Linked DNA regions of Homo sapiens: region 1 is linked to region 2. Evidence: chromatin loops called from intact Hi-C (ENCODE). Cell type or tissue: Calu3. All regions are shown on one strand.

What was found. A loop is a pair of places that touch in the nucleus more often than their neighbours do. Peaks named below come from ENCODE experiments on the same cell type or tissue, not always from the same donor. Only the 100,000 strongest peaks of a DNase experiment are listed, where the experiment ranks them.
Region 1: it touches region 2 in a loop (2.7-fold over the local background); 1 of 110 quality-filtered maps calls a loop at or near these places.

The regions. Positions count from the first base shown.
Region 1 is chr16:51,523,220-51,527,219 of GRCh38, forward strand. It overlaps LOC102723323 (a long non-coding RNA gene), which reads right to left and starts at 1,914. Exons shown (of 4, transcript XR_933558.3): 1 at 1,645-1,914. RefSeq lists an enhancer at 3,066-3,795. In Calu3, CTCF peaks have their summits at 2,023 and 2,222; a DNase peak (open chromatin) is centred at 2,002.
Region 2 is chr16:51,382,537-51,386,536 of GRCh38, forward strand. No RefSeq gene overlaps it. Among named protein-coding and RNA genes, the nearest start is that of SALL1, 230 kb to the left of the region's middle. In Calu3, no CTCF peak of the experiment used is centred here; a DNase peak (open chromatin) is centred at 1,625.

The DNA of each region.
Region 1 (4,000 bases), 140 kb after region 2:
TTAGTGCAAAGTTCCCTTGGATGATGGTACAATCTTTTCATAGCCTGTTATTCTCCACACATGCACACTCACACATGAACATGCATTCACACACATGCCAACAACAATCATCAGTAGGTATTTTTAAAAATTCAAATTGTAATATACTAAACAATAAGCCATGTTGATATTTCATGTTCCTTTCTAGTCTTTGGCCATAAACAAATGTCACTTTCATGTGATTATAATAAAATTTATAGATTTCATTCGTTTTTTTCTTACATGATTTTGCCAGCATTTTTCTCCATGAGGATTTTCCAAATGCTTTGTAGATGTCAACAATGGAATCCTTCCAGCTGGAATGAGTTTGCACTCTGTGCTGAAATCACAGTCGGGGACTCAAAGAAAGAGCCACTTTTAACCTTTTGTGTTTTCTGCTCTAAGGAATGAACTCCTGGCTGCTCTTTCTTTCAGGAATTAATGTGTTTGGATAATTGTCTCAAGTGGGAGCTCGCCACAGGAAAGCAGGTGTAGGGGCTTGGCTTTTGGCAGAGGCTTAGTTTATTTGTCATTTATTCACTCATGCATTCATTCAACAAACATTCCTTGAATATCTATCCATTACCCAACAGACATGGGTAGCAATGCTATCTGCAGGCAGGTCATGGAGGCTGGATCAGGAGCAGGAAGATGGAAGAAATGAATGACCTCGAGAGCTGAGTGTAAGGATTCACACCTGCCTTCCAAAAACAGAGATACCAGCTGAGCAGAGAAGAATGAAGCGCACGAAGAGAGGCCTGTGGTTCAATCAGACCAACCAACAAGAACTAGAAAGACAGGGCGTCATTGCACAGCAGACATCCCAGATTAAATAAACAGATGTCAACCATGAAGACTGAAGATTTGGGGCCTTGGAGGCAAGGACAGATCCTGAAAAGGACAGCAAAGAATCACATGAGCCCATCTTGAATGTGGCTCCTGGGAAAGCAATGTATTCTAAGCACTTTGAATCCAAGATCTGCTGCCTGAGTCTTGTAGAGAGGCCGTGAACTCAAGCAGGGCTGCCTGCATGTGAATCCCACGTGGAAGCTAGGTGACTTCAGGTAAGTGACTTAACCTTCCAGGACCACATTTTCCAGATCCTGAAACAGTGATGACCTAAAAGTGCTTAGCTCATAGGTTTGTAATGAGGCGTAGGAGAGCTCATACTTGCACAGCGTTCAAAACAGTGCCTGATACAAAGTAAATGCTTATATAAGAGTTTTTAAATAAAATTAATGTACAGTGGAGGAAAGCATTTCATGACAATACTTAATTCTTTTCAGTACCCCTAACCATCCTCATTTTTAGAGATTTACAAATCTATATGACACCATGGTCTTTTTTCTTCCTAATTATTTACATGTGGTTTCAACTATGGCTTCCTTCCCCAACCGTGATGACCACAGCCTCCTACTCCTCTTCCCCCAGCAATGGGTACCTTCACTGTTGTGTCCTGTTGGTTGCAAGCCAAACTGAAGCATTGTCTAGGTGCCGGGCCGGGTACTCAACCTTCACACATATCAGAACCTAACCTTTTGGCCTGCCCTGTGTTCTCAAGCTCTAACATGCAATAATACTTCCCAGCTTCCCTAAAACCCCCAGACCTCTAAGCTGGTTACATACCAGTGTGGTGTTGAGTCGTATACCAATCTGGCAACATGTTGATGTTTCCATGCAGGAATCCTCACAGCCAGGCTTCACAGCTCAGCAAGGGTCCTGTGCCATCCCTGCCTGAAGATCATTTTGCATTTTTTAGCTGGTATCCAGCATGTTGACTAAGAACAAGAGGGATTTCTTTGAAAGAACAATCAGGATGCCCTAGCTCCTGGGGCCTTTTCCCAGCTCCCAAGCCTGGGAGGCATTGCCACGGATGGCCCAGCTCTTTGGTTGAAGGCCTAACTCCAGGAATGGTGCCATCATTTCAGTGGTTAATAACAAACAAAACAGAAAGATAGACTGCATGACTCATGTACACTGCCACCTGCCGAGGCCTGGGAGCAAAGATTTGGCAAGGACTAAGGAAGAGGACACAGAATCTACTTTCTTTCCTCTTCTTTTTCTTTTACAGAAAGACTCTTTGTTTTTGCCATTTTATGCACAAGCTAAACAGATTACAGTCAAGAAAAATGGGGGCAGGCCCAGGTGTCTAGGAGATGGGAGAGAATTTGCATTCCAATTGTGGAACGTATCAAAAGGCGATTCTTTCTGCCTCAATTGGAAGGTGCAGCTCAATTTGGGGGCAATTTCAACAAGACCATACCTTTTATCTCCAATTCAAACTGGGGGCACTCCAAGGATGCCCTGGGGAATCCTGGAAGGAAAGAGCAGCACCTTTATGAAGGCAGATGTTTTCATTTCCTCCCCTCTAGATCCTTGAAGGTTGAAGGTTGAAAAACATGAGGCTCATTTTTTTTTCTGTTTTTGACTTCTAGTATATTCGAAAATGGAGAAATACCATAAGTCAATTGCAAAATAAATGAATTTGAGTATGTTAAATGTTAACTCTTGTCAAAATAACACATTTCGTGTACCCACATTGCAGTGATTGTGTGTGTGACTTCATTTATGGATAACGTCAAAAGTTTGCATTTAAGGAACAGGATGGAAATGAGGCTCCCAGCAGATGGTTCTTGTGCACCGCCCCCAGCCAGATGGTTCTGACAAGATGATTCTCAGAGAGAATGCTTCCTCCCTCCACCACTACATAAATTGCCCCCTGGCCAGGCATGGTGGCTCATGCCTGTAATCCCAGCACTTTGGGAGGTCGAGATGAAAGGATCAGTTGAGGCCAGGACTTCGAGACCAGCCTGGCCAACACGGGAAAACCCCGTCTCTACCAAAAATACAAAAATTAGCTGGGCGTAGTGGCGTGCACCTGTAGTCCCAGCTACTTGGGAGCTGAGGCACAAGAATCGCTTGCTGCAGGAGGTTGCAATGAGCAGCGATCATGCCACTGCACCCCAGCCTGGGTGACAGAGCAAGACCCTGTCTTAAAAATTTAAAATAAATAAAATAAATTGCCCCCCGCCCAGTGAAAGACCCCATCCCTAATTTGTGTGGCTCCCTAAGAAACATTATCTCAACTCCGACTCTTCCTTTTTTATCTCATTAAAATAAAACAAACAAACAAAAAAACAAGAACTATAGACCTCCATGAGAGACCTCACTTAAAAGCAAAATATTCTGTTAGTTTGAAATAAACCAGAGAATCAAAGCCTCCCTATCCTCTCCAATCTCCACCCGCGTTCAGATACCCCTGCCACACACACACTGAAACTCAGCTCCAGCTCTCTGTCCGCATTGCCCCCTTTCTGCCCCCTCCACACAGACTTATTTCATAAAAATGTCAGCTATTAAGTTAGCATTATTTAAGGGGCTTTGGGTTTTAGTTCCTGAATGCAACTTAAGCTGGATCCGTAAAGGCCTGACACGAAGTCCCGGCTGTATAAAACATGATCCACGGAGGTACTAAATAAATAACCTGGCTGTGGGCTTCCAGGCCGCTCTATTTATCACTGCAGTGAGGATAAGGATCTGATTTAGAGTGAACCCTACTGAGGGTCGAACCCGGCACAAGCTGTAATATGATCTGCAGGGGAGGGCTGATAACCCGAAACAATGTGAAGAAACCCTGTCAGATAAATAAAACAAACTGTTTGTCCATTAAATAGCGCTGTCAGGAAGAGAACAGGGAAGCCAAACAGAGCTAAATCCAATTCTTTTATAGCCACACAAAGCCAGGAACACCTGAACTAAGCTGGGGGAAATAAGCTCCCTTAGAAATAGGTTGTGGGGGGTCGTGTCTGGAGGGAGGGGGATCGTGGTCTGATTTATTGAAGTCACTATGGTAGGAAAAAGTTGCTCTTTGATTCAGGGCAAATCCTGCCCCCTTCCTGGGTCTTGGTCTCCCCATTTGTGAAATGTGACCTGTCTTGCGGGTCCTGCCCTCCTCGCTGGATTACGGAGGTGGACCCATGGA
Region 2 (4,000 bases):
TTATTAGTTGCCACACCAGCAAACATTCTCTCTATCCCTCTTCACGTCATCCCTTGCACAAGTTAAGGTAGTACAATTTGCTTAACAGAGAAAAACCAACAGCTCAGCAGCTTGACATCACAGAGATCTCTTGCTTGGGTAAAATTCAATTGGAGGTGGAAGTTGAAGGGAGGCTCTGCTCCAGGCAGTCATTCAGGTATTGAAGTTATTCCATCTGTTATCCTATTCTCCACTAGGGTTTTAGAATCTTTTCCATTTATCCAGTGAATGGGGAAAAAGAGAGTGCAAAGAATTTTGTGGAAGATTTTCATGGGTCAGGGCAAGAAGTAGCCAACATTCACTAGCCATAACTCTATCACATGGCCCAAAGAGGTTAGGAAACGTGGTCTTGCTGTATGTATGTCTAGAATGAAAAAGCCCAGTGCTGTCCCTAGACCTGACACAAAAGGCCTCTGGCCTGTGCCCTCAGCTTGAGAGAGTTCTACAAATCACAAACATATGCATAAGAATACACTTATGACAGAATACATAGCTGCCTCTATCATGTGGATCTGGTGCTTAGCCCTGGCACAGCATGACCTAGTCTGCTTCTGTGGCTAATACAGTTCAGGCCCCAGGGAAATGCTTCTCCACCTCTCCAGTCATGTTTCCTCAAAACAACATGCAGATGGGCCTGAATGCCAGGAAGATCTGAGGGTGCCCCACTGTTGAAGTCAGAGAAAGACAGTGCTGTGGAGAGCAGGAAGAACTCAGCGATGGAAGCTTTTAGGTAACATAAAAGACAAATTACACACATCTTCTTCCCAGATAGGAAGAATGTGGTAGGTTTTGGCATAACAAAACATTATTCCCACGAACAAGGAGAACCCCTTCCCTGCTTCTCTTTGTGCTCTCCTGGGTGACATCAGAGGGACTCACAGGCAGCTTCACCCTTATTCTTCAATGTGTTGTAACTATGAAGGCATTTTTCAAGGTAGAAGTGGGGTTGCCAGATTAAGCAACTAAAAATTTAGGAAGTCTTTTTAATCTGGCAACCCAGGGCAGGTAGAACATATTTTATTAAACTGTTTGTTAGCTTGATTGATAACTTAAAAATCTTCATACATATGGAGGGTGGGCTTCTATTTATATTCTTTCCTGGGATCCCCACATATTTAGGGATGAGCCTGGGCCCAAGTTTTGTTTGGGAGCTTCACAACTTAGAGGCTATCACTTCCTTTCCTGGCTGTAGGAGTGGATCAAGTGACAATGCTAAACAAACCAGCACAGCCAACCTCCTGGTCCAGAGGATCACACGTGAATAAGCTGATCTGATATAAGTGATTCTTTGGACTTTTTCCTGGGAATTAAGGACAAAGTTATTCCTGGTTTTGCTGCTGGCTTTGATTAAAGAACGCATGGACTAAGGAGGTGCCAGCAGCCGTTTTAAACCACAAGAGGAGCCACTTACAAAGACTCCCTGTGACCCAACTTTAGTCAAGCTCCTCTGAGCTCTCTTTTCACCTAGGCCTTGACCTTGACCCCTGGCTTGTCTTTGGCCTGCCCAGCCGAGTTTTGGTAAGAATCCTGCTAAATTACTTCCCACCCTTGATATGGCATCACACTTGATATCAAGTTTCTCAACCCTCACTTTCCTGCAATTAGCAAGAATCTTGTTAGGCCAGTTTAGCAAGAATCCCCTACCCCTGATGTCTCTCCTCTTAGTAATTTCCAATCCACTGACACCCTCATCCTGTTCCTTGGCTATAAATCCCCACTTGTCCTTGTTGTACTCAAATTTGAGCCTGATCTCTCCCCACTACTGCAATACTCATGAATAAAGTCTTCTTTACTCCTTTAACTAGTTTTGCAATAATTTTTTTTCTTTCCCACCATCCTTAGGATTAAACTGACACCCAAGAAAGTAGAATAGAAAAAACAGAAACTAAGTTCTTGAAGCTGAGATTGAGCTGGCAAATCAAGTCTCATATGCATGAGTCTCAAATATGGACTGTTTGTTACAAAGCCAGAAAATGTTTTTATTGATCAAGCAAATTCGAATCATGTATTACGATACTTGCCATTGAAAGATTCTTGACAATGGGAATGATTAGGTAAAGAATATATACAGAGGACTTATAAACACAGCACCCTGCAGAGTGCAAAGAGGGTTTTACAAAAAGAGAAGCGAGATCCCAAGAAGAGGTCTCACAGGGAGACTGTTATGCTTACCAAATGAAAAAGCAAGGCAGATGACCTCTGCTGAGCAACTTCAGCACAAAAGAGCCATGGCTGAGGGAGTGGTGACAGTAATCACTATCCAATGTGTATTGAGAGCTGATTGTGCATTAGACACTGTTCTAAACATGCTCCATGTGTTATCTTACTTATTCTCTCAATAATCCAGTGTGGCAATTATTACTATCTTGGCTTCAAAGAGGAGAAGACTGAGATGCAGAAGGGCTAAGTAACTTTCTCAGCATCGCACAGTTAGACAGCAGTGGAGCTGAGATTTGAACCCAAGTAGAACATAGAGTACAGAGAGGCTTTGGCATTCAAAGCTAAGATGCATTGCACACACCAGCCCTAGAAACAGACAGGTACCAAGGAACCATCCTACTCTTCTTTAACATAAACACAGCCCGCATACCAGATGCTCCTGCCACAGCTGATTGGACCAGGAAGAACACTTATTTGAAGGGGAACCAATCCACTAGTTGGTCAGAGCTCTAGGACTTCTATGTTATGATAGCCAAGCCTGTGTCTTATTTAATACACTCTGGAAGCACAGCTCAGCAGCTTTGCTGCAAAAACTGTTGGAGCCACAGATTTGAAACTAACGAGGCATTTCCATCCCTTATACCTTTGTGTGGCTTCTTCCTCATTCACTGACTTTGGCTCCTCATTGTCACGTTTCCTGAGGCAGCTGTTACAGAGACTCTTTTCCTGTTCAAACATTGTGAATGGATACACTTAAGTGAAGTAACCACCCCTGAATTATGCAGCCTTGACAGTGACTGGGGTCTTGTAGGAAATTGGAAGCTCCTCCTTAGAGATGTGAATACATGTAGTGCTACTAGCATATATCACCACAAATGCCCACTACAGATAAAATAAATGCCTGTAAGTGAGATGGTGAGCAGGTGATTTGGAGATGGACCATCAAAGTATCAATGAGGCACTGAAACTGCCTTTGCAAAGATTATGACATGAGAGAAGTCGAGCATGGCTGAGTCTATCTTGCTTCTAGCCTCACAGGTTGGCTGTCCTCACTTGTTCCTGGGCATACCATGGGAGAAATTTAGTTTATAGTTTAACTTTGAAGCAGGGGTGATAACAGTCCCTCCCTAAAACTAACCCCCTCCTTGCTCAGGGACAGAAGTTATCTTTGTAAAACTAAAGAAGGCCATGAGATTAGGATTATGGGAGGAGCCTAAATTCTGCTAAAAATATAGGCATAGTTAAATGATAACCTGCCATTAGTCCCTGGTTTGCTTTTCCATAATTCCTTGGGGCTTGGGGGTCATGTGGCCAGGGTCACGAGGTTTCTGACCTCCCCAGTTGCTCCTATAGATAACATCACTATTGTAGAATCTGAGATTGGTCTTTTGAGGTGTTTTGCAGACTTTTGTGTTCTCGTAACCAACTCCACCTGGACCTTGACTCATGACTCAACCAGTCTTGTGGTCCCCAACCAGAGGCAGACTCCGCGCAGGAGGACCATTTTCCACACCTCTGCAATTTCATCCCCAACCAATCAGCATCCCCCTGCGTGCCAAATTATCCTTAAAAACCCTAGCCTCTGAGCTACTGGGGAGGCTGATTTGAGTAATAAACTCCTGTTTACTGCTAAGCTAGCTCTGTGTTTATTAAATTCTTTATTTGCTATAATGACTGCTGGTGTGGAAGTCCAAGGCATGCCCAAGAAAGCTGATATCTGAAGGTTTATGTACCTGGGTGCATGACTCTGAGTTGGAAGGGATTACTATCCAAAAATAAGACTAGAAAGATAAGACTGCAG